Regions from separate parts of the Homo sapiens genome. Here region 2 is linked to region 1. A link is an interaction called in ENCODE POLR2A ChIA-PET data of the cell type or tissue named here. Cell type or tissue: Panc1. All regions are shown on one strand. Links, peaks and the distances in the headings refer to the core of each region. The heading gives the core; the rest is flanking DNA. Region 1 holds the start of LOC124905973 (a long non-coding RNA gene). Region 2 holds the start of KCNF1 (potassium voltage-gated channel modifier subfamily F member 1).

The links. ChIA-PET counts read pairs that join two places held together with the same protein. Peaks named below come from ENCODE experiments on the same cell type or tissue, not always from the same donor. Only the 100,000 strongest peaks of a DNase experiment are listed, where the experiment ranks them.
Region 2: POLR2A ChIA-PET joins it to region 1 with 10 read pairs; 3 of 35 experiments call an interaction of 5 or more read pairs at or near these places.

What each region holds. Positions count from the first base shown.
Region 1 is chr2:10,845,252-10,857,185 of GRCh38, forward strand. LOC124905973 (a long non-coding RNA gene) reads right to left here and starts at 7,179. Exons shown (of 3, transcript XR_007086215.1): 1 at 7,035-7,179; 2 at 2,822-3,019; 3 at 2,146-2,668. In Panc1, for the core only: no CTCF peak of the experiment used is centred there; no DNase peak of the experiment used is centred there.
Region 2 is chr2:10,908,302-10,920,235 of GRCh38, forward strand. It overlaps KCNF1 (potassium voltage-gated channel modifier subfamily F member 1), which reads left to right and starts at 3,633. Exons shown (of 1, transcript NM_002236.5): 1 at 3,633-5,924. The coding sequence starts at 4,126. The coding sequence ends at 5,610. RefSeq lists enhancers at 678-1,178, 10,520-11,423, 11,424-11,934. In Panc1, for the core only: a CTCF peak has its summit at 3,667; no DNase peak of the experiment used is centred there; H3K4me3 peaks cover 368 bases.

The DNA of each region.
Region 1 (11,934 bases), core at 4,687-7,186:
CCCCACAGATGGACATTGAGGTTGTTTATAATTTCTTGCATTACATTCAATGCTGCAATTCATATCCTCATGGCTAGGGATGAGTACGTGGAGTGAGTTCCCTGAAGTGGAGTTGCTGGGTCAAAGTGTATATACATTTGTAATTTTGATAAATATTGTCAAATCGTCCTCCTTAGGAGGGGAGTTCATTCTATGCACCCATTCCTGTGCATGAGGATATTTGCAGCAGAAATGCTTTGAGTCCTGGATGATGGGGCCAGGTGGATTATTGGATTGGAGGTAGGGAGAGTAAACAGTGATTACTACAAGAGTCTGGGGGAGAGATGGTGAGGGTCTTGCCTAAGGCATTCCTGGTGGTGAGTAGCCAGGAGGCGAGGATTTGGAGAACTGTATCAGGAAGGAAGGTTGCTTTGAGGTATGGGATGGGGCTGGCGGGGGGCTAGGTAGAATAGTGTGAGTGGGGAGTGGCAGGGGCAGTTGGAGGAGAGCTGGGTGGAGACACCAGCAGTTGGAGGCATGGCCTGAAGCTGGGGAGAAGCTCTAGGCTGGGGGAGCTTGGGAGGAGGTAGGAGGTGTGGCCTTGAGCTCCAAGGGGCCACCTGGTAGAGCAGCGCCGAGGGAGAGGGCTGACTGGGACTGAGCCAGGGCAAGCCAGGTGCCCGGGATGCAAACTGGGAGCAGGCCCTGCCCTGCACACCCTGGGAGCCAGGGCCTCCTGACATTTTGTTGCCTGGTTGCCTCTCTTGCCTCACCCTTGTCCCAGCCCTGGGGGAGGCAGCCTTGGGACCAGCCATGGATTAAAGGGGCTGGCTGAGGGCAGAGGCTTGAAGGGAAGGAACAAAGAGGTAAAAGAATGTGTTGAGGGGAAAGTGTCCTGGAGGGCCAGGGCATGCACTCCCAAGTTCATGGGAGAGAGGCAGGGAAGGACTAGAAAGTGTCCTCCATTAGATGTACTGATTAGGCGCCACTGACACCCTTAGTGAAGCCGTTCTAATAATGCAACAGAGGCTTGGATAGTCTCTGACTCTATGAAACAATAATAGAAAGTCAGGGTGTTTACTCATTGGTCGTATCCTAGCAACAGCGTGTTCTCAGCAAGGGTAAGTGTTCTAGAACGCGAGACCAAATTATACGAGAACATAATGTTCTAGAATGTCTGCATGCATTTGCCAGCCGATTTCTTCTCAGAGGTACTCAGGAGATGCTTGAAAATTACCCCCCTTTCCTCTGAATTTGAAGGTAGTTGATAACAAGCATTTATTATGTTAACAGAACTTAAATGCTTGGCCAGGGTCACCTCCCAGAATTCAAAGTTAGCATGAGGGGGAAGAGGATTAAGAGCAGCGTCCCCGCAGGGAAAATGAGCTGTGAGTTGTACCTTGCCACTCTTAAATCAAACATCGCTGACTGTTCTTCAGAATCACTGTGGGATTATTTGTTCTCCAGAGAATATGTGAACAATGCATTCCTTTCCCCGCTCTTTGGATCCTGCCCGTCAGTGGTGGCTGACTGGAGCAGCTTTTATGGATGCACAGAAAATTGGAGGAGGTCTTATTAGGCTTCTTCCTCCAATGCTGCCATTCCCATTCAGGACCCTTCTGGGAATCCTGCACACTCATGGGGAGCCCTTGGCACTCCGTGCATGGCATTTGTTCTGTTCTACCATCCCCCCAATAGCTGGGCGTGATCTGGTCTCTGAGTGAGGTTGGGCGGTTCCCTCAGTGGTGCTCTCTTGAACCCCAGAGCCCTTTGGACCCATCCTTCTGTCCAAGTCCTCCTAGCCAGCCCCCTTGGCCCAGCCAAAAGGCTCCCCTGAAGCAGCCCCCAAGCATGAGCTGGTCCGGACTGCCCTGAGGTCCTCCTGCTGCCAGCTTCCTCGTAGGACACCCTGCTCTGTCTCTAGTCCCACTTCTGCCCAGCCCAAGGCCTGATACCCAGTGACTTCCTGAGGACATGTGAGTGTCTGATCCTGGGCTGCTGGCCTGGGCCCCACGTGTCCACACCACTGGCTGCCACCCTAACTGCTCAGAGCTCCCTTACTGGGTGGCACTCTTCCCAGCGCACTCAGGGAGGGGTTGAGCTCGCTTATCAGAGCCCAGCTCGTTGAGCAGGCATACAGTAGGCGCTTAAAAAAAAGTCAATGGATTAAAATATTGGCAGAATAGAAATGTTCTGCCTGTTTTAATGTGAAACTTTTTTTTTTTAAATCATTTTCTTTGCTCTGCTGGAAGGATGGCATGTAATTATCCCCTGCCTCATAACATAGGAAGTTAAGCTCTCCTTGTCCTGGAGGGAAGAGGAACCGATACAGAATTTCAGTGGCTCTGGACTCAAGGGCCACTAAGGTCAACTGTGAAAGGGTAAGATTTGTTTTGGGGAGCGAGTAAACTGGCATGGAGGAATAAAGAAGGGCAAGAGAGAGGGGTGACTAGAGGAGCTCGCCTGCATTCAGGGGGCTCTCAGAGGAGCCCTGGAAGCCTGGGTGTGGGCTTAGGAAGTCACTCAAGGATGGAGAGGCAGTGGCGGAGCCAGCGGAGTCCCCCCACGAGGGCCTTGTTCAGGTGCGGAAGACAGCCTGTGGATGCCTCCAGTTCTGCAAGAGCCTTCCCTGGCTGGCACCTGGGCTGATGCAGCAGATCCTCCTGTGGGTGCCGGAGGGTCTTCAGCCCTGATGTTGAAGCATCACAGAAGCTGCACTCTGGGACCTGAGACCAGGCCGGCTCTGTCTGATGACTCAGTCAACATTCAGGGCCTACAACCACTGACCTCCCACCAAGACACACACAAGGAACTCGCGCTCTGACCCAGGGGTACAGCTCACCCTTTCACGCGTGCAGGCCTGGGCTTCCAGAGGCTTCCCAGTGTGCCTGCCCGAGGTCACATCTCCAGCAGGGGCAGCCCTGGGTTGGGAACACGGGCCTCTGATTCCAAGCGAGCTCCTCCATTCCTGGCGGCTTCAGGAGAGCTCCTGGGGGTGCTCCGAGGCTTGTTCTCCTCTTCTGTCTGGATGAATAAGATTCTGGAGAATCAAAGACAAGAGGCCTGCAATTAAATTCTATTTTAAACAAGAAATGAAGACACTGCTTAAAATAAGTTCTGTGGAGATATGTGAAATGTAATGTTAATGAAGGTATTGGGTATTTACTGAGAGCCAAATACTGTTGTAAGCTTGTTACAAGGTCCTGTATCCTCAATCCTTAAAACAACTCCCTTACATTGGCTCTGGAGAGGAAGCCAGATGGCTGCTGGCTTTTTCCTTACAAAGCAACACCTCCAGACACCTGGTTTGTGGCTCGGGATGCCAGAAAATGGTGCTCCTTTTGCACATTGGTAACTATTTCCATGTAGAATACTTCTGGAAACTGGAGATCATCAACAGGTTCTGCAAACAAAGCCCAGAGAACAATTGTGACCCTGCTCAGGGTGTTTTCTTCCCACTGCATTAGCCTGAGAACAGTCTTCCGTGTTCCTGTTGGAGGCTCAAGGGAGAACTAAGTTAGACATAACCATGGTAACTAACATGCAATTAACTCCAATCACTGCTAATCGCTGGGTTAGAATTTCCTCCTTAGAGTCTTAGAAGAGTACTGTGAGACACATACGTCCTACCATGCAGGGGCTGTTCCTGTGGCTTTGAGACTGTGGCAACAGTGGCAGGTACTGTGGGGTGACCCCAGTCTCCATTCAAGATCCCTGGGCTCCGGGCCCAGCCTCCTACCCGGCCTGTGTGATCTCAGGCAAGTCACTTCCCTCCTGATCCCTCGGAGTTCCCTTATGAAAGGGGAATGATACTTCACGGCTGCCTTGACTTCTTATAAGAATACAAAGAGTTAAAGCTTAGGAAACATATATTGTAAGCAATATGTCAATGTCAGGGTTCCCTGCCTTACTCTTCAGCCCCAGGAAGTGACTTGTGGGTGGTAGAAGTTGGATGATACATCTTTTGAATTTTTTTTCAAGCTTTTTTATGATGGTGTATTAGTCTGTTCTCACATTGCTATAAAGAACTACCTGAGACTGGGTAATTTATAAAAAAAATAGGTTTAATTGGCTCATGGTTCCATGGACTGTACAGGGAGCATTGCTGGGGAGGCCTCAGGAAACTTTCAATCATGGCGGGAGGCAAAGGGGAAGCAGGCACATCCTACAAGGCTGGAGCAGGAGGAAGAGGGTGGGGGGTGGGGTGCTACGCACTTTTAAACAGCCAGATCTCATGAGAACTCACTCACTATCACGAGAACAGCAAGGGGAAAGTCCACCCGCATGAGCCAATCACCTCCCACCCGGCCCCTTCTCCAACACTGGGGATTACAATTCGACATGAGATTTGGGCCGACACACAGACCCAAACAATATCATTCTGTTCCTGGCCACTCCCAAATCTCATGTCCTTCTCAGATTTCAAATACAGTCGTGTCTTCCCAACAGTTCCCCAAAGTCTTTTTTTTTTTGAGACAGAGTCTCACTCTCTCACCCAGGCTGGAGTGCAGTGGCCTGATCTTGGCTCACTGCAACCTCTGCCTCCTGGGTTCAAGTGATTCTCCTGCCTCAGCCTCCCGAGTAGCTGGGTCTACAGGCACGTGCCACCATGCCAGGCTAATTTTTGTATTTTTAGTGGAGACAGGTTTTCACTATGTTGGCCAGGCTGGTCTCAAACTCCTGACCTCAGGTGATCTGCCTGCCTCAGCCTCCCAAAGTGCTGAGATGACAGCTGTGAGCCACCGCCCCCGGCCGCTCAATAACCTTTATCTCCCACAAGATTCCCCCCACATATTTACCTTATCACAATTTGCTGCCTCTAGGAACCCAAATGCCTTGTCTTTTGTCTTGCCGTTTCTCTACAAATTATTACCTTTTGTTATTGTGAAAGGAAAAACATCTCGGGATCCCCAAATCACTAAGCCAAAAGATAAGTCAAGCTGGGAACTATGTCAGGCAAACCTGCCTCCCATTTTATTCCTAAATAAGATAGCTACAAAGATAAAAAACCTACATGCCTCCCTCACAATTTGCCCACAGGGGAATTCCTTGTGGGGCTCAAGATCTTTACCCTAAAACAGTTCTGTTGAATTTCACCCTGGCAATGTAAACTGTTAGCTCGCCTTCACAGGTGTGGGACAGAAAGTTATCCCTCTGCTTACCTGAGACAAATGCCTATCTGTTGCTTCCTCTGCCCTGTTGTTTATGTGAAACTGCAGATTCCCTGAGCCAGAGTAAACTGTGTATTCAGTGAAAGGCTAATCAAGGACTCAAAATAATGTAACTGGCCGAGCGCAGTGGCTCAGGCCTGTAATCCCAGCACTTTGGGAGGCTGAGGTAGGTGGATCACTTGAGTCCAGAAGTTTGAGACCACCTTGAGCGACATGGCAAAACCCTGTCTCTACTAAAAATACAAAAAATTAGCCTGGCATGGTGGCAGGTGCCTGTAATCCCAGCTACTCAGGAGGTTGAAGAGGTAGGATCGCTTTAGCCTGGGAGGTCAACGCTGCAGTGAGCCACAATCACACCACTGCACTCCAGCCTGGGTGACACAGCCAGACCCTGTCTCAAAAGCAAAACAAGGTGACAACAAAAAACAATGCGACCTTTGTCTGTTGTCTGCTTATGACCTGGAAGCCCCTTGCTTCTAGTTGTCCTGCCTTTCCGGGCCAAACCAATGAATATCTTACACGTATTGACTGATGTGTCATGTCTCCCTAAAAGGTGTTAAAGCAAGCTGGGCTGGGCGTGGTGGCTCACGCCTGTAACCCCAGCACTTTGGGAGGCTGAGGCAGGTGGATCACTTGAGGTCAGGAGTTCAAGACCAGCCTGGCCAACATGGCGAAACCCCATCTCTACTAAAAATACAAATAAATTAGCTGGGTGTGGTGGTGCACACCTGTAGTCCCAGCTACTCAAGAGGCTGAGGCATGAGAATTGCTTGAACCTGGGAGGCGGAGGTTGCAGTAAGCCAAGATCGTGCTACTGCACTCCAGCCTGGGCGATAGAGTGAGGCTCAGTCTCCAAAAAAAAAAAGCAAGCTGTGCCCCTACCATCACCATCTTGGGCACATGTCTTGAGGACCTCCTGAGACTGTGTCAGGGCACAGCCTTAACCTTGGCAAAATAAACTTTCTAAATTGATTGAGATCTGTCTCGGATACTTTTGGGTGCACAGTTACAGCGGCATATAAGCCCTCAGGTCTACCTGTCTCTTTGGATCCTCATTTCTTTTCTGTGAAGGCCTCCATGTGCACATGAAAATGAAAATTACATCAAGTAAAATCTATATGCCTTTCCCCCTGTTAATCTGTCTTTTTTCAGCTTAATTCACAGACCCTCACTATAGAATGTAAGACAGTAGAGGAAAGCATTTTTCCCTCCCTTATAGCAGTAAGGATATTCACATCGTGCAACTATCACCACCTTCCTCTCCAGAACTCTTTCATTATCCCAAACTGAAACTCTATGTCCATTAAACAATAACTCACCACTCCTCCTTCCCTCCAGCCCCTGGCAATCACCGTTGTATCATCTGTCCTTTTGAATCTGACTGCCTTAGGTACCTCATACAAGTGGAATCATTCAGTACTTATTCTTTTGTGACTGGCTCTCTTCACTTAGCATGTTTTCAAGGTTCATTCATGTGGGCGCATGCATCAGGATTTCTTTCTTTTTAAGACTGTGTGATATTGTGATATTATATACATACATACTTGGTTTATGTCCTGGCAGCGAGCTCCTAAAACCCTTGCAATTTCCTGACTGATGGGGTGATAGAAAGATCTTTTGTTAGGATATTTGGTCTTAGTCTTTGGTTCCTGACGTAAGAGCATCTAAGGCCCTTGTATCACCAGATGAGTGTCTTTCTGTAGGCTAATGAGATGATTGGTGGATGGGCGCCCCTAGATACCTTTAGGAGGAGGGCTGGCCTCCAGAAAGACCAAGGTATTACTAGAGGGTTGGAACTTTCAGCTTCAATCCCCAATCTCCAGAGAGGAGAGAGGGACTGGAAATTAATCAGTCACCTAGAACCAACGATTTAATCAGTCATACCTTCATAACGGAACCTCCATGAAAATCCTAAACAATGGGGTTCAGCGAGATTCTGAGTTGGTGAACACATTGAGGTACTGGGAAGGGAATCCACTCAGAGAAGGCGTGGAAGCTTCTCCCCCTTCCCGGATACCATGCTCTGTGCATCTCTTCCATTTAGCTGCTTTTGAGTCATATCCTTTATGAGAAGGTGGTAATAGTAGGTATGTGCCTTCCTGAGTTCTGTGACCTCTTCTAGCAGATTATTGAACCAGAGGAGGGCATTGTGAGGACCACTGATTTACAGCTTGTTGGTCATAAGTACAGGAGGCCCACCCTTGGGATTGGTGTCTGAAGTGGGAGCAGTCTTGTGGGACTGAGCCCATAGCCTGTCTGATGCTAACTCCAGAAAATAGTGTCAGAATTGAATTGAGTCATTGTATATCCAGTTGGTTTCTGGAGAGTTAGAGAATTGGTGGTTGATGTGGAAAAAAACCCATTCATTTGGTGTCATAAGTGTCGGGAATAGAAACAGATCATGGCAATAGGCTGAGTGATTTTTCATTGTGTGTATATAGCACAACTTGCTTATCCATTCATTCACTGATGGACACATAGGTTGTTTCCACCCTTTGGTGAAAACAATATTCCTTATTGTGAATAATGCTGCTATCACATGGGTGTACAAATATCTGTTCAAGTCCCTTCAGTTCTTTTGAGAATATATACCCAGAAGTGGAATTGCTGGGTGAAATGGTAATTTTATGTTCAAGTTTTTGAGGAACTGTCATACTATTTTTCACATGGCTATACCATTTTATATTTCCACCAGTTATGCACAAGGGTTCTAATGTCTCAACATCCTCACCAACACTTGCTATGTTCTGTTGTTGTTGTTGTGGTTGTTTTCTATAATAGCCATTCTAGTGAGTGTGAAATTGTATTTCATTGTGGGTTTGATGTGTGTATCCCTAATGACTAAGGATCTTGAGCATTTTTTCATGTGCTTATTGGCTACCTGTGTATTTTCCTTGGAGAAATGTCTATTCAAATCCTTTGCCCTTTCTCTTTTTTTAAGAAAATATTTTCTCATTCTTGCAAATAATTTTTGCCATTTCTTTCTTTATCTTATGTATATATACTACTATGCTCTTTAAAATTTTTGTCCTCCTCTTCCAATATTTCTGCTTCAGACACGAAATGATGCTTACCTAGCTGGCTTTGTTTCATGGTAGTTGTCCTCAGGAATCTGGTTACATTGGCCTATGAGCTCAGAACCCCATGAGAATGGGGTTTTGGTTACTCCCTCTGGAAATGTGTTCTTGGGAAGGGTCAAAGGCCATGCCCATGTCCATCCCTGCGTTTAATGGAAGGAGAGAAATGGACCCTAGGTTGAAGACCTCCAGATCTCAGATTCACTGGATTTTTGTCTCTTCACCTGGCAACTGCATTCTTCAGAGTTGTACCACCAACCCCCCAGGGAAAAGCAGTCTTGGGCAGAGCCGGTCTCCTCAGATCCCAGGGCTGTGGGTGTCTGTGGGTGAGTGACTGGGGTTGAATGCTCTGTCCTCACCTGTTTTTATCAAATCCTCACCCTGGCAGGAATCATGGATTGCCGTGACATTATTTCAGACACCAGGAGCAGCTGCCTGTCCTGAAGGGCCAGGCAATGGCTGCACCAAGCCTTGCAGAACGGGGACCAGAGTGGAACTTAGAAATGCCTTCTTGCCTACCTTTTTTTTTTTTTTTTTTTTTGAGATGGACTTTCACTCTTGTTGCCCATGTTGGAGTGCAATGGCATGATCTCGGCTCACCACAACCTCTGCCTCCCGGGTTCAAGTGATTCTCTGGACTCAGTATCCCGAGTAGCTGGGATTACAGGCATGCGCCATCACGCTGGCTAATTTTGTATTTTTAGTAGAGACGGGTTTTTTCCATGTTGGTCAGGCTGGTCTTGAACTCCTGACCTCAGGTGATCTGCCTGCCTCGGCCTCCCAAAGTGCTGGGATTACAGGCGTGAGCCACTGTGTCCGGCCTCGCCTACCCTCTTATTGCCCCCTCTGGCTGTCTTCCAGGCTGTAGCTCCCTATGCCACCACCTCGATGCCAGTCCCACTCCAACCAGTAAGAACCAGAGCATCTACCCCACACTGGGCATGGACACTGAAAGCCAAAACACCCTACTGTGTGTATGAACCTCACTTGATGTTATTCCTGTCTTCATCAGCACGACTTTATTTTCCCAGGAGTCACCATCAAGCCCAGGCAGATGGCTTGATAGTTCTTATAGGAACTTCTGGAAAGACTCATCTACTCTCTGATGGAAAACATCAACAGGTAGTCTTTGAATTCTTTGCCTCAAAATCCTCACCTTCCTCTGTCTACCATGTCCAGACTGACTGTTGCATCATGGCTGTTACCCAGTGCTGATCAGATTTCCTCATTTGAAACGCCCCCCCCTTAAATCAAACTTCCAGTTCTCAATAAATTGTGGCCGTGCCTTCTCCTTCCCGTCTGAAACACACCAAACTTCGGGAGGTGGCCTCCCTTTCCATAAGGGGACACACCCAGACACACACCTGCTCTGTTTTCTCAACAGGTGCTGGTGATGCTGGTGGCAGCTGTTGACACCAGGCACCACTTCTGATAGCTGTCGGCTGTCCAGATTTCAAAAATCTCATTGTTCTTGTCATTTGTTCCTCTGGTCTGTTTCTCTTGCTCTGTAATTTCTCCAGGTGGATTCTAGGGAAGGAGGCACTAGGGCAGCAACCGTTTCCATCTCAGCTCATCCTGCCTTCTAGTGGAACTCACATTGTTACCTCGTAGATGGTCCAGGATAGCGTGCCAATTTCTGAGTTGGTTTAATCAACCCCCTACCTTCATTTTGTATTTTCCTGTGATTGACCCTGAAATCCAACTAATCTTGATGGGCATTTCAGTTTCAATCAGGAAGGAAATTTGTTAATCATGTGACTCAAACACAGTGGTGATCTAATAATGGAGTAATAATATCAGCTTAATTATCCCTGCTCCTTGTGACTATTTTTAAAATATAAAGTCTGAAGGCAGTGAATAATTACATACCAGTAGATGTTTCAGTGGTTTAAAAATTTCTTATTTTCGAATTCTAGGTATCTTGTTAGTGTAATGGGCATTTTAATTCGTATGCAATAAAAAGCCATGTATTTACAAAAATTAAATACGGTATCGAAGTCCTGGCTGTTTCAGCTGTAATTACTGACTGTGATAGTACTGGCAATATCCCTCCCGCCGAGTTCCTGTGGTAACTTAGTTGCCTCTGACATTGTTGAAAAGACAATGAGGGGAAAGGAGCACACTCAGGATTTGAAGCCAGACAGACCCAGGTTCAAGTCCTGGCTGTGCCACTTACTAGGTGGGATGTAGATCAGAGTTGGTGACCTTTCTGATCCTTGGTTTCCTTAGATATAAATAAAAATATTTTTATCTCATAGGATTCTCAGAATGATGTTTACTGTTATTGTTTGTTTGAGTGAAGCAGATACCATCTTAGGTTTTCAAAGTTATCATATCACACCCGACACCACCAAGGACTTGGATACCTTTCCTCACCCAGCATATCCCATAATCTACAAAGATGAACAGATCCTTCAAAATAGGAAGAAGGGCATGTATTCATTAAAAAATGACCGTGATGGGGAAAGGTTGGTGGAATCTGAATATGGATAAAACCTCAGCTTCTGCAGAAATCCCTAAAAAGAGACGAGGGGTCCCTTGCCTGGCTGACTAAGGATACAGGCTAACTGTGACCTGAATGTTAACACGAGAGAGAGCCGAGTGTGTCAGACCACCGGAGGAGCTTGGCAGAAAAGTTTAGAACTGCAGGTGTGTGTGTTGGGGGGGGGTGGTGGGGGGGCATTGCCCAAGGGTGGAACCCTGACTTAGGGGCTCCACCAGCAGGCCTGCCCCATGGTGGAGGTGGGGTGGGGGCCGGGCTGCCATTTCTCCAACACCACTTCTTCTCATTCCGAGGGGCTCTGAGCTCTCTCTCCCTACCCCCATTATCATTAGACTTTTTGTGTCATGCTCTCCGGGCTTGCAGGGGTCCAGATGCAGTCTCCGGAGTGGGTGTGCACAAGATGGTTCACTGGGGACAAATATTATAACTTCCGTTTGTCTCTGTCTCTCTTCTTGTCCTAGCAGCCTATTTTTGGCTTATTTGTTAAGAGTATAATAATGGGTCGTATAATCATGTTCAATACTTAGAACGTTTATAAAAAATGAATGTGCACTTATTGAGGGTGCATGCTTTATTTTACCAATGGGCTGCATGTAAAAACAATTGGGAGATCACTACTCTAGACTGTCTGATCCGTGTGGTCATTCTATTTTGAGTTGCAAATTAATTCTCTGAAATCCTTTCTTATGCTCCCAATCAGCTTCTTGGGAGCTTGAGTGTTAGCAGTTGGACTCCCCGATCAGAGAAGTGGATCAGAAAGGTGATCAGAAAGGTGGAGCTTCTGGGTGTGGGAAAGCTGAGTACCAGCCTCTTAACTTTCACACCTTCCCTCCAACAGATGCATAGCTCTGCAGGCCAACCTGACTCCCTGAGTGATGTTTCTGACATTGGGCTCCTTTATTTCAGTCCTCTGCTGCTAGTTCTGACAGAACTTAGACCTAACTTAGCCATTTCTCCATTGATCCTTTATTATAAAGAGAAAGAAATTTCATTCTTGAAAATGCATTCTCACCTCTCACTCCCTTGTAAGTCTTAACCTCTCTGAGTCTTGGCTTCTGAATCTTTCAAGTGATACAATAGCCATCTAGTTTGCCTCACAGGGTTGTTGTAAAGAATAGGCCAGGTGTGGTGGCTCATGCCTGTGATCCCAGCACTTTGGGAGGCCGAGGCGGGTGATCACCTGAGGTCAGGAGTTCGAGACCAG
Region 2 (11,934 bases), core at 3,467-5,966, 62 kb after region 1:
GAACCCACAGCCTCATACCACCAGTAAGTGTCAGAGCTTGGCAAGGCCTCCACCTGTAGCCTCTCTGTTCACTATGCTATTCAACAAATGACAACGTGTGAATATGTAAGTCCATGTCACCCATTTAACAGCCCGGGAAACTGAGGGGCACATGAATGCCAGCCTTCTGCTCCCCCATCTAAGGATACAGGGCTGATCCTCACAGAGCAGGATTTGTGTCTCTGCCTCTTCTCTTCCCTCCCCTGGCTTCTGGCTGCAGGCTGGTCTCGCACCTCCAGCCTTGACCTGCTATTTACAGCTGTTTCTTTCTCTTGCCCCTGTTGTCATTGGGCACTTGCTCTCCTGTGGGCTGTGTGCGGACATTCTCTCTGCTGGGCTTTGCATCTGCTGCCCCTCCCCTCCCACTTCTGCACCAGACCAGCTTTCTCCCCACTGGGCCTGGGATTTGCTGAATGGACTTGGAGTCAGAGTCAGCCTCTGGCTGCTATGACCTGATTCAAGCCGTATTTATTTTTCCACGTCTGATATTCTCTGTTATTTTCTAATACTCAATACGTTAATTTCACAGCCAGCTACTGAGCCACGACCTAAAGTATGAAGTGCTGACTTGTGGTCCAGATGCCTCCAGGGCCGCTGAGACCCTCCGGGGTCTGTTTCCAGCTGACTCCACCAGCCTCAGGCCTGCCAGCCTCACCTCCAAACCGTGTGGCCCTTTCAGCTGAGCAGGCAGGTGGCACTCAGACCTCCAGGCTCAGCTCACGCACTGGCTCTTCCGGGGGCCTGAGTCTCCAGCTTGTCATCACATCTTTCTAGATTCTAGATTTGTCCGCCTGCCATCCTCTCAGCCTGGGGTCAATAGTGTATTAACTATGATTTCTTATTTTCTGCATTCCTGATGACTGGCAATGTGGCCTCACAGACTGGAGAGACTGCCCCTCCCAGTGGGTGACATCCTTAGAGATTGCGAAAGGCTGGAGCGTATCTTTCACAGGCAAACCCACCAATTCCAGGCCCAGACCCCCAACTTCCCCTCATCAAACTCTCACACACCAAGGCAATATTTCCCTGCCCTAAATCATCCCAGACCAGGGACCAGGCAACTAGAGACCACCTCTGTAGTTCAAAGCCCACCAGAATTATCCCAAGGAGCCAATCCTGGACTCTTTCCTCTGTTCTGCCCTAACTTTTCCCCCAGGAAACCCCAATAGAGGGCCTGGCCTCGTTTTCCCCTCGCTCCTGCTTCTGCCTGGCCACACCTGGAATTTCCTCTGGCGTGTCCTCTTCTCTCAGGACATGTTAGTAATGCGTTCTTTCAATGACATTGATCTCTCTAAATCCCAGCGGTATAATTTTAATGCACCAGCCTCTCCTGGGCCTGCCCAGGTATCTGCAAACTCCCGGGTTCCACAGCACCTTGTATTTCATGACGATACAAAGGAGTAGCTATTGGGGCTCTATCTGCTGAGGGAGATTCATCAGACACCCCGATGCAAACCTGAGTGAGTGAAGGCTGGGCTTCTAGGCAAATGCAGCCCCTCCCTCTTCCAACCAGATGGCCGCCCCTCAGCGCCCCCTGTGGAGAAATTCAGGAAGCACCACTCTTGTATAATACATATACCCCTCTTGTTAAGGTCATTACCCCAAACTGTTAATTATTATTTACAAAAAACATATTATCTACTAGAATATGAACCCTGTCCCCACACCTAGGGTGGTGTGTGTATGTGTGTGTGTGTGCATTTGCACACATGTGCCATAAGAGCTCGATAAATATTTGAATAACTGAGTGAATGAATGGGTATTTAGAAGCCCATTAAGCTCAGACTAGGATGCAATTTGAACTTAACCCTGCAGGTACTCGGACAGCTGATAAGGGGAGTAGCATGCATAAGGATTGGAAGAGGAAGCTGGGGTGTGTGTAGGAGGTGGTGTGTAGCACTGTACTGGGGAGAAGAATAGGCCTCAGAACCCAGCAGGACAATGGTTAAATCCCAGCTCCACAGAGTGATCTCGGCAGGTTACCTGACATCTTGTTTCCTTAGGGGTTGCTGGGAAATTAAATGACAAAAATGCAAAGCACTCAGAGACTGCACTCCGATGCCCATGGAGAATAAGTGGCAACTCTTATTATTACTCAACCTTTCTGAGCCTCGATTTCCTACTCTGTAGTAGCATGTCATTGTCTGATGCTAAATGGAAATGAAGTAAAATTTGTAAAACGAAGTTTCACTAAATAATACTTCATGTGATGTATTCTAATATATTCTGTTTTATGCTAACTCATTAAAGAAAAAAGAATACTGTCAGTGACCCAGTAAATTGATTTCATAATCCATTAACGGACATGTCCTTAAGTTTTAAAAAACCCAGCCTACAGAATACATTTTTAAATAGACTTTATATTTTAGAGCACAATTCAACAGAAAGTACAGAGAATTCCCACATGCCCCCTGTCTCCACAGCTCTCCCCTGCGCATCAACATCTCACACAGGGTGGGACACTTGTCATGGTGGACCACCCCACATGGACACGTCATCATCGCCCAGCACCGAGTTTGCATTAACATTCGCTCCTGGTGGTGAACATTCTATGGATTTTGACCATTGCATAACGACACATATCCGCCATTATGGTACGTTTCACTGCCCTAAAAATCCTCTGCTCTGCCTATTCATTCTTCCCTCCAGAATATTTTTAACACGATCTCGAGGCCATAGATGATATCAGTAATTTGCAGTATTGATGATAGTGGTGAACCGGAGGAGAGAGACACTGTTAGGAAGCTGCTGTAGTGGTTCAGGTGAGTGAGGACAGAAGGACAGCTGTGGCTGCAAAGGCTGGAAGAGAGGAGGGTGTGGGACACTGGTCAGGAAGAGACAGGCCTTGGTCAAGGAGTGAGGAACGGGGAAGCAGGAGCCACTGGACCCTAGGGGTCTGGAAGCTAGTGGCCTTGGTGTGGGACTGCAGAGAGATAGGAGGTGCCAGACGGCAGGGACTTCAAGGCAGAATTGAAATCTGCTGAACAGCAGGCGTCGGTCAGCTGGGACAGCCGGAAAGCTCGGGATCAGGAGGCGGTCAAGCTGAGCTCTGCTCTCATTCCGCCGCGTGACCTTGGGCAAGTCCCTTCCCTTCTACAGGAGGCTGGACTAGATGTCCTCCTTGTACAGCGTTGCGGGGAAGGTGAGACAGTGCCACCAACACAGCAGGGCATTGCTGGGTCGGGGGGATGGGGCAGGAAACGCTTCAAGGATCAGGCAGGATTTTCCTCCCACCAGGAAAAGCCGGCGCGGGTCTAAGGCCGGAGGAGGGACCCAGACATAGGAGTCACCTTCTAAGGGGCTTCCTGGAGCACATTTTCCTGCCCAGCAACAGGCGGCAGCATTCTCTCCCCACTAATCCTCTCCAAACAGCAGTGAGAGAGAATGCCTGCCGCTTCAAGCCAGGTCGCAACCCCTCGGTGACCCGCTGCGCCCGAGGAGGGGCCGGCGGTGCGCGGTGGTGGCGGCGGGCGCGGCAGCTGTGCCCGTCTGCCCAAGGGTTAATCCGTCCCCTGCAGCTGCCGCGCGTGCCTTGCAGAATTTCACCAGAAGAGGGTACAGTTTGAAAAGCTCCTGACGTCAGGCTGGAATTCCTATTGTGTTTAGAAAAGGCTCGGGCAAAGCCAGCCCAAGTTCGCTCTCTGCACACCTCGAGCACCTCGCGGACGGCGTGGGTCCGCCAGCTCCGGGACCTGCCGCCGCTGCCTGCGCGCCCCGGGGCGGAGGACGGTGCCAGCCGCCCACGAGGAGACCCCGCTCCCGCAGGAGGCCGAGCTGAAGCGGCGGAGCGCGCCGCCAGCCAGCCGGGGTGAGTGCCCCGGGCGAGGCCGGCGGCCGCCAAAGCCCCCGCGGGCTCGCCCGGGCGCCCGGATGCCAGCCCCGAGCCCCGCCGCCGGGTGCATGCCTCCCCCGCGGCGCGCCCCCGCAGGCTGCTGCCCGCTGTGACCGCCCTTCCCCGCAGGCGGGCGCCGGCCAGGCTCTCCCCGAGATCAGCGCACGGGTGGCACCCGCCGGACCCCCAGCGGCAGCGGCGGCGGCGGCTGCAGGGGGCGCGGGGCGGAGGCTGCGAGGGCGCGCGCGGGGAGGATGGACGGGTCCGGGGAGCGCAGCCTCCCGGAGCCGGGCAGCCAGAGCTCCGCTGCCAGCGACGACATAGAGATAGTCGTCAACGTGGGGGGCGTGCGGCAGGTGCTGTACGGGGACCTCCTCAGTCAGTACCCTGAGACCCGGCTGGCGGAGCTCATCAACTGCTTGGCTGGGGGCTACGACACCATCTTCTCCCTGTGCGACGACTACGACCCCGGCAAGCGCGAGTTCTACTTTGACAGGGACCCGGACGCCTTCAAGTGTGTCATCGAGGTGTACTATTTCGGGGAGGTCCACATGAAGAAGGGCATCTGCCCCATCTGCTTCAAGAACGAGATGGACTTCTGGAAGGTGGACCTCAAGTTCCTGGACGACTGTTGCAAGAGCCACCTGAGCGAGAAGCGCGAGGAGCTGGAGGAGATCGCGCGCCGCGTGCAGCTCATCCTGGACGACCTGGGCGTGGACGCAGCCGAGGGCCGCTGGCGCCGCTGCCAGAAGTGCGTCTGGAAGTTCCTGGAGAAGCCCGAGTCGTCGTGCCCGGCGCGGGTGGTGGCCGTGCTCTCCTTCCTGCTCATCCTCGTCTCGTCCGTGGTCATGTGCATGGGCACCATCCCCGAGCTGCAGGTGCTGGACGCCGAGGGCAACCGCGTGGAGCACCCGACGCTGGAGAACGTGGAGACGGCGTGCATTGGCTGGTTCACCCTGGAGTACCTGCTGCGCCTCTTCTCGTCACCCAACAAGCTGCACTTCGCGCTGTCCTTCATGAACATTGTGGACGTGCTGGCCATCCTCCCCTTCTACGTGAGCCTCACGCTCACGCACCTGGGTGCCCGCATGATGGAGCTGACCAACGTGCAGCAGGCCGTGCAGGCGCTGCGGATCATGCGCATCGCGCGCATCTTCAAGCTGGCCCGCCACTCCTCGGGCCTGCAGACCCTCACCTATGCCCTCAAGCGCAGCTTCAAGGAACTGGGGCTGCTGCTCATGTACCTGGCAGTGGGTATCTTCGTCTTCTCTGCCCTGGGCTACACCATGGAGCAGAGCCATCCAGAGACCCTGTTTAAGAGCATCCCCCAGTCCTTCTGGTGGGCCATCATCACCATGACCACCGTCGGCTACGGCGACATCTACCCCAAGACCACGCTGGGCAAGCTCAACGCGGCCATCAGCTTCTTGTGTGGTGTCATCGCCATCGCCCTGCCCATCCACCCCATCATCAACAACTTTGTCAGGTACTACAACAAGCAGCGCGTCCTGGAGACCGCGGCCAAGCACGAGCTGGAGCTGATGGAACTCAACTCCAGCAGCGGGGGCGAGGGCAAGACCGGGGGCTCCCGCAGTGACCTGGACAACCTCCCTCCAGAGCCTGCGGGGAAGGAGGCGCCGAGCTGCAGCAGCCGGCTGAAGCTCTCCCACAGCGACACCTTCATCCCCCTCCTGACCGAGGAGAAGCACCACAGGACCCGGCTCCAGAGTTGCAAGTGACAGGAGGGCCCCTCAGGCAGAGATGGACCAGGCGGTGGACAGATGGGTAGATGTGGCAGGCATGTCATCGACAGCACAGAAGGGCTGTCCTGTGTCCCCCCAACCCTCCCCTGGACAGACTCTGAAGGCCCTCCCGGCACCTCTGCCAAGGCTGGGTAAGACTCCTCTATGTTGCCTGCTGTCCAGGAGCCCGGGAGGGAGGGGTGTGCAGGAGCCGCAGGGCCGTGTGGGACGAGTGGAGGCCGCGGCCTGGCTGGCACGAGAGCCCACGCCCGCTTCTGTATCTCCCTCAATAAAGCCTCCTGCTCTGTGCACCCTCCGTGTTGTAGGTTCTGTCACAGGCTGGCTGTCACCCCCAAGAGTAGCTCAGGCACACTTCAGTGCCAGGCCAGGAGGTAGGTGTGCAGCCGGGTGGTGGGGGAGTTATTTTTAGTGGGAACTAATTAAAGAAGGGCTCATAGTCAGGTTCGGCGCCAAGGAGCCTTACCACATTCCTGGAGGCTCTGCAGGCCGTGCTTCCCTGCTGCTTCCTTCTGGGGTAAAGCTTGCTCCCCCTGCAGGCCCAGGATGGGGGAGAGTTCACAGTGCACGCCCAGCAGCCTGCAGCATTTAGTTATCACGTGCACCGGGCCCTTTTCACAACCTCTTTCTATTCCTTCCATTGACCCTACTAGCTAGGTATCTCCATTTTACAGATGAGGAAACTGAGGCCCAAGGTCACACAGAGAAGGGAACAATCCCAGGTCTGATGATCCCAAAGCCCATGTGTTCTCTCTGACACCAGGTGGTCTTGGGACAGAGGCATCTGCTTGGGCTCATGATGAGACAGTCTTTGGACCAGGAGAGGGGCTGATCTTCCTTGGTGTGGGGGTGCCTGTCCTCCAGCCCATCTTTCTAGCCCTGATACCTTTGAGATAGCTGCTGAATGGATAAACCCGAGTGTGGATGCCCCTACCCGTGTCCTGGTGTCTCACTGAATCTCCTCTGAGAGCCCCGAGGGAACAGATCAAACAGATCTGGGTTCGAAGCCCAGGCAGTGAAGAGGAACCCTGAGATGCCTTTGAGCTTAAACATTTTTCTCTAAGGCCTCTCCTCCACCACTCCCTTACCAACTTTGTGACCGTAGGCCTGCTGATTCATCTCTCTGACCCTCATTCTGATCATCTGGTAAATGGGAATATAATATTTAATAAGTACGGCAGAGAATCGTGGCTTTTAGCATGGCACCTGGCACTTAGTAAGTGCTCAATAAATAGTAGCTGTTTCTATTACTCTGTGCTGGGAGGGAGGTGGGTTGCACGGTTGCCCACTCTGACCTCCACTGATCTGGGCTGGGCTTGTAGGTGGGGGGAGGTTGGGGGCAGGGCATTGTCACACTGTCCTTAGTCAAAGGCTAAGAGTTGGCCCCAGCAGGCCCCTTCTTCTGGGTTTCCATCTTTCCTGAAACCCAGAGCTGTGTCCTTGCTTCTCTTGCTAAGGCAGCTGGTGCAGTGGGAGGAGCCCTGCAGTGGGGCAAGTGTGTGGGACTAGATGGGGGAGAGGGAGGTGGTGGTCCCCAGTCTGCCACCATCTCGGGCCAATTTTTCCCCTCCTCTGGGCGTAGGTTTCCCTATACGTATAATAAGACTTCTCGAGGCCCCATCTAGATCCGACCTTCGAGGATTCGGAAGCCTTAGGCTGTGGATGCTCTGTGGTGGGGACTCTGGAGGGTGGGAGGCTGCCATGTTGTAGGGGGCTTGGAGTGGGAGGTCTTGGGAGAGAGTTAGGGTCTGTGGAGTGCAGGGCTTAGCTGTAGAGCTAAAAGTGATGAGAGGGCCCCAGGTAGAGAGGGGCCTGGCCAGGGGGTGCAAGGCCAGGTGGGGCAGGAGTGTCAGCCCTGGCCTGAAAGGGGCTGTCCTGTGTCCCCCAGCCCTCTCCCGAACAGAGGCCCTCCCAGGCAAGACTCTTGTGTGGCTTTCAGTCAGTGCCGTGCACCCCTCCCTCACACGTTTCTCCAGGAAAATGCTGGGTCAGGGCCAAAAGGCAGAGGAGTCAGGAGGCAGGGGCTGGGGCAGCGGGGACCCACTGCAAGGGGGAGAGGGGCTGCACGCCCTCCAGCTGGGAAAGAGGGGAGGAGGGTTGTGGAAGGTACAGTCTGTGCACCCCCTGGGCTCAGTGGGTTTGCTGGATGTGTGGGTTGCCTCTTTTTGTTCCCCTTTTCCCCAGAGCCTGTGCTGGCCTGAGCGGGGGAAGCTCAGGGAGGGCGGGAGAGGCCAGGGTGACCCTGGCTCTGGAGGCCGCCTTCTCTGCACTCACCTGGGGCACCAGGGGAGGGAGGCGGTCAGTGAAGAGCAGATTTACGGCTACAAAGCCATGCATTGGAAGAGGAGGAGATCCAGTCCCAGAGGCGGTAGGTGTTTTGTCTGAGACCTTCATAAATTAGGATTGGACAGGATTCTGATCTCAGAGGAGCTCAGAGTGTAACAAATAGTTTCTCTACAGTGACATGTTGTGTTATGCAGGAGTGACCTGGGGACTCTGGGATCTAGGAGGAGGAGCAGTCTTCTTTCCCTGGGTAATCTCTCTGGGGCACGAGTTCTGGAACTCTGCTGTGCATTAGAACCACATGGGGAGCTTTAAAAAGTCCCACTGTTTAGCTGTTTAGGCTGCACCCCATACCTATTAAATTAGAATTTCTGGGGGTGACACCCAGGCAGGATTTTTTTTTTTTTTTTGAGACAGGGTCTTACTCTGTCACCCAGGCTAGAGTGCAGTGGTGTGAGCGTAGATTTTAAAGTTTAAAATGCACTTGAGCCATCCAGAGACCTTGTTAAAATGTAGTCTTTGAGTCTGTAGGTCTGGGTGGGTCCCTGGAATCTGCATTTCCAACAAGCTCTCAGATGAGGCTGAGGCTACTGGGCATGGACCCCACTTTGAACAGCAAGAGGGCAGAGGGGGTGCTGGCAAACTCTGGCTGTGGCCAATCTGATCTGCTACCTGTTTTGGTACAGTCCATGAATTAAGAATTGTTTCTATGTATTTACATGGCTGAAAAAATTCAAAGGAAGAATAACATTTTGTGACACGTGAAAAGTACATAAAATTGAAATTTCAGTGTCCACAAAACAAGTGTGGACTATTTATTTTCCATCCCCTATAGAAAATGATGTCTAAGTTAGGCCTTGAAGAATGAGTAGGAGCTCTCCCGGAAGAGGGAGTAGAAAGAACGTCCCACTCACCATGAACAGTGTGGGTGCCAAGACACAGGAGTGTGGAACCCGCTTCAGAGGGAGTGAGGCCCACTCTATAACCACAGGGCAGGTGCAGGAATCATAGTAAAAATATCTTCCTTTCTCATTGCATCCCAGGGCTCACAGCTCCCTGCTTTGTTTCCCACGGAGACCCCCGATTCCAGGTCCCCTGCAGCCAGCTCTCTGCTGTCCTGGCTTGTGCTTAAAGGCCACTGGCTTCTCTTCCTCCTTTCTTGACCTCCCATCCACAGTCTTGTAAAATCTCCCTGTCCTGGGGCAGTTGCCTCACATACTCTTCCCTGGTTTGGGTGACTCTCACAAGCTTCTTGTAACCTGCTAATAATGACTATTGAGTGAGAGGCAGATGTGTTTCTTGGAGTTGCAGAATGCGCAAGTTAAGAGAAAAGCAGGGCATCATCGGGTGCAAGCCCCTGTTGTACAGATGGGGACATGGTGGCTCTGAGTGTGTACGGCTGAGCGAGGCCTGCATGCCACAGCCTGGTGAGGGGCCCACCCCATTCTGATTCTCATAAAATTGGGAGCACTCTGTGCATGCCATTTCAAAAATAGAGACGTGTGAGTACAAGACTGTGTGTGTGTGTGTGTGTGTAAAAACAAATCAATTTCTGACTTTTAATGAAACGGCATGTGGTAGACACTTTCACAAACAATCCCCTTTTAGCCCCAAAATAACTCCGTGCAGTGAGCTATTAATCTGCAGTTTTACAGATGGGGAGACTGAGGCCCAGAGGGCAGAAGCAACAGGCTGATGGCCTTGCTGCTCGTTGGTGGCAGAGCTAGTAGCCGAGCCCAGAGCCTCCAGCTGACATTTATCTGGAGGCGGATTGTGCACCTCTCCCTGCTGCCATCAGAACTTGGCGCCCAACAGACCCCAATTAAGGTCTGACCTGAGCTTCCTAATAAGGCCACCATGTGATCTCTCTAGGGTGCCATCATCTGATCTCTCTAGGGTGACGTCATCTGATCTCTCTAGGGTGCCATCATCTGCTCTCTCTAGGGTGCCATCATCTGCTCTCTCTAGGGTGCCATCATCTGATCTCTCTAGGATGCCATCATCTGATCTCTCTAGGGTTCCATCATCTGATCTCTCTAGGGTTCCATCATCTGATCTCTCTAGGGTTCCATCATCTGCTCTCTCTAGGGTTCCATCATCTGCTCTCTCTAAGGTGCCATCATCTGATTTCTCTAGGGTGCCATCATCTGATCTCTCTAGGATGCCATCATCTGATCTCTCTAGGATGCCATCATCTGATCTCTCTGGAAGGCTTCACTTCATGAACTACGCTTTAGTTTTGGCACAGTATTTTTTTAAGGAAAGAAAAAGAAGGCAAACCCATTTCCTTGGAAGAGATGCTTGGGCCATGCGGAGTTCAGGATCCATCTTGGCAATTGTAGGAGGGTCTGGAGCCTAGAGCCCCCCATCTGGGGTCTGGAGGGACCCCATAAAACGAGGGAAACTGGAAAAATATCTGTGAAAATGGCAAGACCTAGAACTACTTCTCACACATTCCCTGATGAAACCTGGTGGGCGGCACGTAAGACACTAGCAATTGCCCCAGGGTTACAGGAAGGTGGTTCATTGACCTCATGGAGAGATACCAGCAGGAGGATGAGCCAGTGTGAGGAACACTTGAGAGGCAGTGCCCGGTCTCCCCTCATCCTGTGAAGGGCTGCCTGCTCCTCCCACAGCCCCCAGGCCCAGCCCTCTTCCCCCCAAGGGAGGATAATTAAATGTCTCCAAGCCTCCTGTCATCTCCCAGGAAGAAGAGGGCTGGGGGCATTTCCAGGGGCCTCCCACCTGTCTGCCTGTGCGGAGACAGCTCTGTGCTCCTCCGGAGAGCACATTCCCAGTTGACTTGAAAGGGGATTTCACCCATCCCTCAATCAGAGGTGGAAGTTCCCCCTAAATGCTTTTCTCACTTGGAGCAGCCCAAAATGTAGCTATAGAGAGGATGTCAGTTTCCAAAAGGAAAAAAACAAAACAAGGATTGGGAGGCTCTATGCTTAGTCATTTTCGTTTCTGAGGCTATCGCTATCGGCCAGCCGGGCTCGGCGCCAGGGCCGCCGTAATCATGATTTTATTCTACACTCCCAACAACTGGCCAGAAACGTTGATTGCTCCGACTTCAGGTGACACCTGTGAGGTCCCGTGAGTCCAAATTGCCTGTGGTCACGCGGCTAAAGAGACGTCAGTGCAGTCAGAGAGGGACTCCAGCTTGGGCCCAAGGGACTGCACAGCCCTCCGCCTCCCTCTCCACTTGCCAAGAGGGCCCTGTGCCTGCGGCCCTGAGGGCCAGTGTCCGTCCCCAAGGAGCGAGGATGGAGCCCACCACTGCCAACCCTTCACTCCAGCTTAGCCTCTAGGTCACTTCCCTGGCACAAAGGTAGATTGCAGGTGAAGGAAAGACCAGCCCTGCTGGGGCGCCTGCTGGCAGCCACACCTCTTCTCCCCAAACACAAAGTATTATGCCTGTTGTCAAGGGCTTGGTTGGGAAGATGGGGACTGTGCTTGCAATAGCGGCAGCCCAGACCCGGGAGAGGTGCAAATATTAATATATCTAGGCCGGGCTTCTGCTGGTGCGTCTGTTAGCGAAGTTGTCACTAGAAGCCAAGGGCTTTGTCTGTTGTAGTCCCATTGCTGGATTCAGCAGAATGGGTCTGACCTTGGAGCACCAGCCCCAGGAGAGGCCCCACGGAGGCTGTCGGGCAGCCAGGTTGCAGGTAGACTGGAGCCGTAGGGAAGCATCCGCAGCTTGCACCCACACCTTGCTCCAGAGTGGGTAGCAAGTGCGAGCCAGATTCCTCCCCCTCCTTCGCTTCAGTCTCCCTGGCCACATGGCCAAGTGCAGGCTGCTGAGCCTGCCGGAAAGGCCCTCCACGGCTCCAAAGACCTCTCCAGCGTCATCTCCCATGCTGCTACCCTCAGCCCTCCCTAGCACCGAACGCTCCCTGCTGTGCACAGGTGTTTCCTGTTGTCCCTGTCGCCCTTCCCCCAGTCCTCCACCTGTCAGAACGCTGCCCCCACACTCTCCTCCTCGGAGGTGACACTGCCCCCACACAGCCTAGGGAGGGG